2 separate regions of the Homo sapiens genome follow, and region 1 is linked to region 2. Evidence: chromatin loops called from intact Hi-C (ENCODE). Cell type or tissue: HCT116. All regions are shown on one strand.

Evidence for each region. Peaks named below come from ENCODE experiments on the same cell type or tissue, not always from the same donor. Only the 100,000 strongest peaks of a DNase experiment are listed, where the experiment ranks them.
Region 1: a loop joins it to region 2, with 2.2 times the contacts of the local background. A loop is called at or near these places in 20 of 110 quality-filtered maps.

The regions. Positions count from the first base shown.
Region 1 is chr1:183,091,809-183,096,808 of GRCh38, forward strand. The region is part of intron 1 of LAMC1 (laminin subunit gamma 1); the gene reads left to right. Among named protein-coding and RNA genes, the nearest start is that of LAMC1-AS1, 47 kb to the right of the region's middle. In HCT116, no CTCF peak of the experiment used is centred here; a DNase peak (open chromatin) is centred at 2,373; H3K4me3 peaks cover 636 bases.
Region 2 is chr1:182,960,255-182,965,254 of GRCh38, forward strand. It overlaps the pseudogene KRT18P28. Among named protein-coding and RNA genes, the nearest start is that of SHCBP1L, 9.6 kb to the left of the region's middle. RefSeq lists an enhancer at 2,320-2,614. In HCT116, a CTCF peak has its summit at 2,416; a DNase peak (open chromatin) is centred at 2,477; H3K4me3 peaks cover 602 bases; H3K27ac peaks cover 465 bases.

The DNA of each region.
Region 1 (5,000 bases), 130 kb after region 2:
TGGTGGTCCTGTATCATTTTATTATAGGAAGGAAGGATGGACACCAGAGAGGGTGGGGAATTTGGTTTACAGGGAATCTTGACCAGTGCCTGCCTATAAAGGGTACCACTGTGAAATCCCCAGCAGTAAGTAGGTTTTCTAAAAATCAAGTGTGTATTTCTACTTGCCTAGGTTTTAGGGCCTTGTGAATGCAAGTCGAATGATAGAGGAAATTGGCTTGGAGGAAAATGTTGGGGAGTTTGGGTTTAGCTGGGTGCAGTCACCCCTAGACTTGGATGTGGAGTGAGTACCCCTGTTGACTTTAACATCTGTGTGTGTCTTAAAGAAGACTGCTACTTTTCTGGTTTATTGTCTATGCCTACAGATGACACGTGGAATAAATTGCACATTAAAATGTCTGACATGAAAATCAGAAGAGCTTAAGTTCATTCCACAGAAGCCTTTTGTTAGAATCTTCAAAGGATGAGAACCAGGATGAAGAAGAGTTTACAGTAGGGAAGTATTTCTCAACTGTAATTGTACATAAAAATTGCCTATGGTGCTTTAAAAAAATACAGAGTCTGGGGACACATGTTCTCGGGATCTCCTAAGGGCTGTCACAGACCATAAAGTTTAAGAAGAAAAAAAAAAAATACAGAGTTTGGGACCTCACCCAAAACCTACCAAAATGAAACTTGTGGAGATGAGGCTCAACAATTTGCATTTTCAAAAGCTCTGTGGGTGATTCTAATAGCCAGTCTGGGACCTTATTGTGGGCCAGATTATGAGAACTACTATAACAGGAAGACATAGACCTGGGCTGGCTCTAATGGAAAGGGGCCTTCTAGAGCGCCTGGGGGTTTTGAACTGTTTGGGTACAGATAACTCTTTTTAGTCTGGATACTTACAGTGATCCTGAAAATGTATATTATGCCTTTTCTCTTTAGGAAATCTTTGGGAAGGCTTTTTTAGAGAACGTCTTTGTGGATGAAAGGGGCTCTCTTTCTCCACATCTCTTAGACCCACTCCAATCCACTCCAAACCACCAGAGAAAGTCCTCATTGTTCAGTAGAAATCCAGCTGCCACACTGGATCATTCCCATCAGCACAACACATGATGTCTTCCCATCTTAAAAAGCAATTTGTTCTTGAACACCCCTTTCCCCCTTCAGCTACCACCTCATTTCTTTATAGAAAAATTACTTAGTGGGCTGGGTGCAGTGGTTCACGCCTATAATCCTAGCACCTTGGGAGGCCCAGGTGGGAGGATTGCTTGAGGCCAGGAGTTCAGTGTTGCAGTGAGCTATGATAGTACCATTGCACTCCATCCTGGGCGATTTAGGGCTCTCCCCTGTCTCTAACAGAAAATAAGAAAAATTACTTGGAAAATTGTTTTTATTACCTGTCTCCAATGCCCCCTTCCCTTGTGCCCAGCATTCTCTATGGCTTTCATTCCTGTCAGTTCTAACAAAGCACTTCAAGGTCACACCTCCAGGTTGCCAAATCCAGTAGCCAATGCTCAGTCTTTATCTTTCTTAGCATTTCAGGAGTATATGACAAAGTTCAGTTGGTCACTCTCTTCTTTTTAAAAGAAGCTTTTTAAAATTTGGCTTCTGGAATTCTACTCTTTTGGTATTCTTTCTACTTCAGTGGCTTTTCTCTCCAGTCTCCTTTTCTGGGTCCTCCCCATTTCCCCCATTGCTAAAAGTTGGTATGTCCCGAGACCCAGTCTGTGTACCTCTTATCTATCTATGTCCATTCCCTAGTTGTTTTCCTCTAATCCCATGGCTTTGAATACTAACTGTATGCTGACGACTTCCAGATTTCTCTCTCTTGCTGCAGCCTTTTCCTGAACTCCAGACTTTTATATCCTACCTGCTGAATTGATATTTTCACTTAGAGGTTTCGTGGGTATCTTCAACTTAGTATATCTGAAACTGAACTCCCAGTTTCTTACTCTCCATCCCCCCATGGCTGCTTCATCATTCCAGTTGTATAAGCCAAAGCTTGCATCCCACATCCAGTTCATCAGTAAAAGTGGTTTGTTCCACCCTCAAAATATGTCCAAAATACCATTATCTGTTAGCTGGATTGTTGCAAAACTCATCTAACTCATCTTCTTGTTTCTCTGTCATCCCTTCTGTAGTCTTTGGTCAGTACAGCAACCAGTCATCCTTTTGAAATGCTAGTTAGAGCCTGTTACTCCTTTGTATAAAACTCTCCAGTGGGTTCTCATCTTATTCAGAGTACAAACCAAGTCTTACAGTGATCTACAGAGCCCTCCATGTTGGCATTCCCTCCTCCTCTCAGCTTCTCTCACCTCATCTCCTAATACCTTTCCACCTTACTCACTGCTGCTTCAGCCGCACTGGCCTCCTCACCACTCCCTGGAACTTGCCAGCATGTGCCTGCCTCAGGGTATTGCACTTGCCATTCCTGGAATGCTCTTCCCATTCCTGGAATGCTCTTCCCCCAGATGTTGCACTGTTTTACTTCTTCAGGACTCTGCTCAGATTTCACCTTATCCATGTCATGAGACCATCTCTGATAATGCTGAATTAAATAGGCTCCCCACAAACTTTCTATTCCCACTTCGTTTTTCACCGTCATCTGACACACAGAATTTTCATTTTTATTTTAAAATCTGTTCCTTACCCAAGCATGCTCCCTACTTTTACTGTAAGTTCTACAAGGTTGAGACCTTGTCTTATTCTCTGCTGATCCCCAGTGCCTAGAACAGGGACTGACACATAGTAGGTTTTCAGTAAATGTTTGTTGAATGAATGGAAGAATTTGGACTTGAGCAATTATCAAGGCCAGTCATAGCTGTTAACCTTGACCTAATGGGTGGCTGTGGTAAGAAATTAATAAGCAATTGTGAAAACTGAGAAAGCCATTTTAGTATGTAAGATATCTTATGGTATTTGTAATTTGTAATTATTTCCTCTTTTAAGGACAGATGTAAACAGTACATGATCAGGGGAATTAGGGACCAAGTTTATTAGGAATGAAACTAAAGAATAAAAGGCACTGTAGCAAAATGAAGGATTGGAGGGGTTTTTTTGTTTTTCGTTTTTGAGATGGAGCCTTGCTCTGTCACCCAAGCTGGAGTACAGTAACACGATCTCAGCTCACTGCAACCTCTGCCTCCCGATTCAAGTGATTCTCCTGCCTCAGCCTCCTGAGAAGCTAGGATTACAGGCACCTGCCACCACACCCAGCTAATTTTTATATTTTTACTAGAGACGGGGTTTCACCATGTTGATCAGGCTGGTCTCCAACTCCCAAACTAAGGTGATCTCCCGCCTTGGCCTCCCAAAGTGCTGGGACTACAGGTGTGAGCCACCGCGCCCGGTGGATTAGAGTATTTTAAATAGCACATCACAGTGGACTTTTAAGTTCACTTAGCAAATAGTTGTTGAATAGAAAAAGTAAACTATTGGTCAACTTTTTGTGACTTTGTGGGATTATTGGAGTTGACCTTAGTCTATTACTATACCACCGTGACTAGGTATTAGAATCTTGTTTTTCTAATTAGATTTTCTCTTTTTAAAAAAACTATTTTTCACTCTTCTGTTATAGATAAAAGCCAAACTATAGCCAGCTTTCAATAGTATATGAATATCACAGAACAAGAAATAGCTTCCCACACAATTATGGTGTCTTTTTCATATCTTAACAATTACACATTTCTGAAATATGGGCTTATGTAGCTTATATTTAATTGCCTTTTTATTTCTTTAGTGTTATAATTAACTTAGTTGCCTTCTTTGTGACTCCGTTAAATCTCATGTCAGTCAAATCCCTGTAGTGGGATCTTTGTTCAGCAGAGCGAGTGGATTTTTTGCCTCAGCTTACACGAGTGGGGGTGAATATTGGCCTTGTTCCTTTAGCCCAGCTCAAGGACTTATTCATGCCTGTAGTCTACCACCATGAATTAGGTCTGGTATTGAGTCTTGGAAGCATGGGGTTTGGGTTAATAAGGCATATTCCCCAGTTCTTGGCTTAAAATTTCACTTGGGAATCTTTTTTGGTGAGTATATCAAATAAAATGGCAAAGATGTGCAGATTAGGATGAATTTATCGTATGTTTTGATAATGGAAATTGTTTGTACCCTCTAACAGTGATTTGCACTTATTTGAAATTACTCTCCAAGGGTGTTTGACATTCTAGTGTTCAGTTAAGAATTCTCTCTGTATGCATATAATGGCTGTTTTATGATCACATTTTAATTCCTATGATAAGTCAATTTTGGCCCTCCAGTTTACTGAAGTGTATATGGCATTTTGGGGCATTGCAATTAGGCAATGCAAGCAGAAAGCTTTTATTTTTTAGAACTTCTGCATTAGGTTAGTGCTGTGATCTTATTTAACCATAGCACCAAGTAGTATTTTGAGGGTGATAGGGAAAGAGAATTGTCTTTTTGGCTTAAACTTTATTTTGATACTTCATCGAAAAATCTAATTTCCATAGAGATTACGGATTTATCTTCTCCAAAATCATACTGTCTATTTCAGAACTTTTGTTTTCCTCTTAGCTCCATAGTGATAATCATACCATTATTTTTATAATAGCTTTTGATACAGAATTCTGTTAGCTTTAAAAAATTCTAAAATGATATCTTCTATTTTACCTACCTGCTTTGTTATATTTCACTGTGGCAACATAGAATTGAGACTTTCCATATTCCATCTCTGTTCATCTTAGTTAGCGTGTCTTTCCGTTATTAACAATGGCCCAAGTGTGATAGGAAGTGCTTATTGCCTGTACTCAGAAAACATGACTGTTGAAGCCCTTTGTTCATTCATTTGAAAGGGATACTTTCTCAAATTGTAAGTTCCATTGCATTTGTTGTCATAAATTTAGTTAGGAATTACTATTTTATACAAAACTGTAAAGGTTATTTGTCTGCATTTTTAAGTTGTGCTGATCTAAATATACTTTCTAAGGGATTGTCCTCTTGCACTGTTGGCATTTGACCGATTGACAAGGGGGAGGCCATGAAAAGGGAGTACAGAAA
Region 2 (5,000 bases):
TGCATAGACGCTGGCTGTGCTGCTGACTGGCGGAGGGCCATAGCTGGGCGCCTGGACAGAGCCCAGGGACTGGTAGTTGGTGGAGGTGGAGCGAGTGGTGAAGTTCATGCTGTCTGCAGAGGAGAATAAGAAGACAGGACTCCGGCTTTGCCGACGACCTACTTTTTACTAATTATGAAAGCAATGCCTCTACCCTGAGCCAATTTGGACAATACAGAAAAGCATAAGAAAGAAGAAAACTTAAATGAACTGTAATTCCAATGCTCAGCAATAACTACTACTAGATTTTGGTATATTTTCTTTTAGTATTTTTTTTTCTATCACACTATTACAAAGTTTAGATCATATTAAATTTTATAGTTTGTTTTTCTATTTAGATAAGCATTTTCATATCATTAAAAATTACTTAAACACATAATTTTCAAGAGTGGCATGTAATTTCTTGGTATAAATATAATTTGTATAACCTTATATTTTCAAGCATTTGGGCTACACTAATTTCTATAGCATCAACTATGCCATTTTGAATATCTTTGTGCATAAGCTTTTGCTTATATTTCAGATATTCCTCTAGGGGAAGGTGGGATTACTGAGTCAAGATGTAGAAACATTTTAACGCTCTCAGTATTGCCAAGCCGTTTCCCAAAAAGAATGTAATTAATTTCTACTTCTGTTAGCAGATAAAATTCCCAGGTGGGCTGAGTTATGAAAGAGAAGGAAACTATAGGCACCTAAAGCAGGGACAGAATGCGGGGATGGAGTAAGGTAAATATTCTAAGCAGAGAGAGTAGTTAGTGGCTTTATCCAGGGGTAGAAGAACTTGGTCTAGGTAGCTGAATATAGCAGGAGTAGAGGACAATTTGGGACAAAAACTCAGGCTGTAGAGATATGCATAAGCCATGTTACAAAGAGTCACCTAAACTGGCTTTAGGTAAAAAGTTAGGACCAAAATTAAAACAAACTGAAGAATCTCGTTGGCAACACGCTTGAGATTCTGCAGAGGAGAGAGAATAGCTCATTTATTTTACAGATATGTATTGAGCACCTATTCTGTGCTGGCATGGTATTTGGTGCTGGTGCTGAAGACAGACAATAAACATGATTTTTTACGTAAAATTGTCAAGAAAATAAAAACACATATCTACCCCAAAACTTGTACATTCACATCCATAGCAGAATTATTTATAATAGCTATAAAGTGGAAAGAACTTAAATGTCAATCAACTGATAAACAGATAAATAAAATGTGGTATAGCCATACAGTAGAATACTATTTGGCTATTTAAAAAGGAATAAAGTACTGCTGATACATACTACAACATGGATGAACCTTGAAAACATGCTAAATGACAGAAAATGAGGTCACAGAAACCCATATAACATATGATCCCATTTATATAAAATGTCCAGAATAGGCAAATCAATAGAGACAGAAAGTACATTAGTGGTTGCCTAGGGCTGGGGGTTGGGGGTTGCCAGGGAAGAGGGGCAGAGTTTGAAAAGGAATGGGAGCTGACTGCTAATGGGCCCAGGATTTCTTTCTGGGGTGATGAGAATGTACTATAATTGATTGTGATGATGACTGCCCAACTCTGAGAACTGAAACCATTGAATTGTATGCTTAAATGGGTGAACCGTATGGTATGTGAATTATATCTCAATTTTTAGAAATAAAATTTATGGCACATTATGTGACAGTTAGGTGCTATGGAGAATGATAAAAATATGGAGATGGATAGGGCAGAGCAGGGATGAGGACATTTTGGAGAGTAGGCCCGGGATATAATTTTTGTACAGAGCAGAGAGGGAAGGTCTCACCCGTAAGATGATGTTTGAGTAAAGATCTGAAGGAGGTCAAAAGGAAAATCTTGGACTTTGACAGCTGCAAAATAAGGAAAGTTTTTTCCATCACCAAGTCATTCCCAGGGTACAGTTCAGTTATAAAGAACATAGATAAATTAGTAGTAACACAGTTTTAGGAAGTCTTTAATACTAACACATTATTTTCATATTTCCCTATGTAAGAATAAATAAGGCTCACATCAGTCAGAAAACACTAAATAAGTACACTGGGGATTTAGGTATTTTGGAAGTTTTGTATGGTGGAGATTTGGTTTGTATTATTTTGGAGGTGCACACCAGGATGCTGTGAAATGTAATTGTATTTCTTTTTCCTTTTGTTTTCCTCAATTGAAAAAATAAGTATTAATGAACACTTCATTCGGCCATTTATTCACAAATAATTTTTCTCTCTTAGAACACTAATTTTTTTCCTCCTCAACTCTTTGACATTAACTTTGTAAACCACAAAAAAACTAAACAAACAAACAAACAAACACTTTGGAAACAAATACTCAATGGCAGTAAGAAACACAACAGTTCTTTGAAGCCTGTACCTCCTTATTTTGACCAGAGGAGAGCACTAGAGAGCTTTCGGGCTATTGAAGGGCCCCCCCGCAATCCCAAAGGGCTGGGTGGAGCCTGAAGCATTCAGCCAGGCATAGCTTTAAGTCCTGACTCAGAAGACAACAGCACAGCACTTTGCTAAAGGGCAAGCTCGGACACATTTCCGTAACATATAACACTTCTTTCACCTCAGACGTGATGTTCTGCTAAATCTTCAACATTTCATAATGTGTACTAACCCCTTGATACTTGTTTTGTGTTCTGCTTTTGTTTTCAGCTCTTTGGGAGGTAAACAATGATTTTAATTTCATTTTACATAAACCACACAAAAAAGAAAGAATCACCATACATGTTTAAGGGCACATGAACTCCACTAAGGAGAGGCAGTACTGGGTATGGACAAGACACAACCTAAAACTTCCGACTAAAGCTACCCTGGTGAAAAGCCAATGGCCCAAACTTGTCTTAACTATCAGAAGTCTTAGGTTTCAATTTTGATAGGAAAAGACACTAAGAATAACATCAGCTAATTAGCCTACAATTTGAACAGTGTATAAATATCTAATAATGGAGCAGACACTTAAAATGTATAATAACTGGGGTATCAACGGCAGAAGACAACAGACACTCTCAACCACTGTTGATGGAAATAGAAATAGTTAAAATCTTATTGGAAGGCATCTTGTTAAAAAAAAAAAACTTTCAAAATTTTAAGTGTGCATAATTTCAACCCAGCAATTCCATCTCTAGATATAAGTTCCCCCGAAATGCTGCACATGCACACAAAAATTTTATTTATAGTAGTTTTAATAATAATGATAATAGCATTTAGCACTTACTGTGGTAGGTGCAGTTCAAGAACTTTACATACGTTGACTAATTTATCTCTAAAAACAGCCTGGCGATCCCCATTTTATTGATGAGGAAGCTGAGGCAGGGACAGGTTAAGTAACAGCTGTGAAGAGGTGGAGCCAGGATTCGAATGCATGGATCCCAACGCCCCTGCTCTTAACCACTATGCTATGCAATACGAGGATATTTATTGTAGCATTGTTTATAGTGGTGTAAAACTGGAAACAGCCCATGTCTAGCACTAGTGGAATCGTTAAATAACCAATGATGTATTCATATTGTCAAAATGAAGTCAATCTAGGTGCCCTGACTCAGAAAAGGCCCCAAAGGTATACTGTAGAGAAGGGGAGGGAGAGAAGCAATTCTCAGAATAATACGTATCATATGATTCCATTTGTGTTTCTTTTCAATTACACGTTTGTATTTGGACATATATTCAAGCATAGAAAAAGGATGGAAGAACATACAGACACCAAACTGTACCAGTTGTAGTCTTTGAGGAGAGTGGTATTGGGAAGGGGGTGGTTGTAAAAGAGGAATTTCAATTTCATATTTTACCCTATGTAATTCTGTATTACTTGAAAGTTTTAAAATAAAATATATTTACATACTACTTCTGCATCTTTTAAAAAACTGGAACACTCTTTCAAAGACTAAAAAAGGACACACTTGGGCTGGGTACGGTGGCTCACACCTGTAGTCCCAGCACTTTGGGAGGCCGAGGTGGGTGAGCCAAGAGTTTGAGACCAGCCTGGGCAACATGGTGAAACTCCATCTCTACAAATACAAAAGAAATTAGCCAGGTGTGGCAGCGAGTGCCTGTAGTCCCAGCTGCTCGGAAGGCTGAAGCCGGAGGATAGTTTGAGCCCTGGAGGTCAAGGCAGCAGTGAGCCATGACTGCACCACTGCACTCCAGCCTGGGCAACAGAGTGAGACTCTGTCTCAAAATAAAATAAAATAAAATAAAGACATAGTGTAAACATCGAAGGGAATCTTAGCAAACAGTTCAGTCAACTCCTTCATAGTACTAGTGAAGAAACCGCAGTGTTAGGAAGTAAAATGGAGCCTGTATTGTTACGCCTATAACGGCTGCTCTAAGCTAGAGGCTGCCTGCCTGACTCCTGCCCCAGAGCTCTTTTTGTGTTACTACTTTGCCTTCACCTGGGGAAACCTCTAAAAGTGAGTTATGCACTATCTTAATGTGATTTGACAGTTACATTTTATTTCATAGATTCATAGTTATGTGGCCTTTTAAAACGTTTTGGAGGAACATATGTCACTCATTCATTCAACAAATATTTATTAAATAAAATAATTAGATATTACTAATTAGGTGCTAATTGTTATATGCCAGGTTCTGTTCTGGGCCCTGGAAATATAACATTGCTCAAGATATACATAGTTGTCGCCCTCAAGAATTATGGGAAAATGTTCACCACCTAACCACATAGGAAAAAACACACTATGAAGCTGTACGTCCTAAATGAAAATGCACAAAAATGTTAACAGTTATCTCTGGAGTTTTAGGAGATTTTTATGTGGTTCTTTATGTATTTCTATGTTTTCTTTCTTTAGGAAGTTTTCAATTGGCATGTATTTCCTTCATAATGAGAAAAATATATTTTAAAGAATCAAACAGTAGCTCTTTGTGTAAGTTTTGAAACCTGTGGAACTATATGAAAAGAGAAAAGGGTCATTATACCAGGAGAAAGCAAATGTTTCCCTGAAAAGGAAAGGCTTAG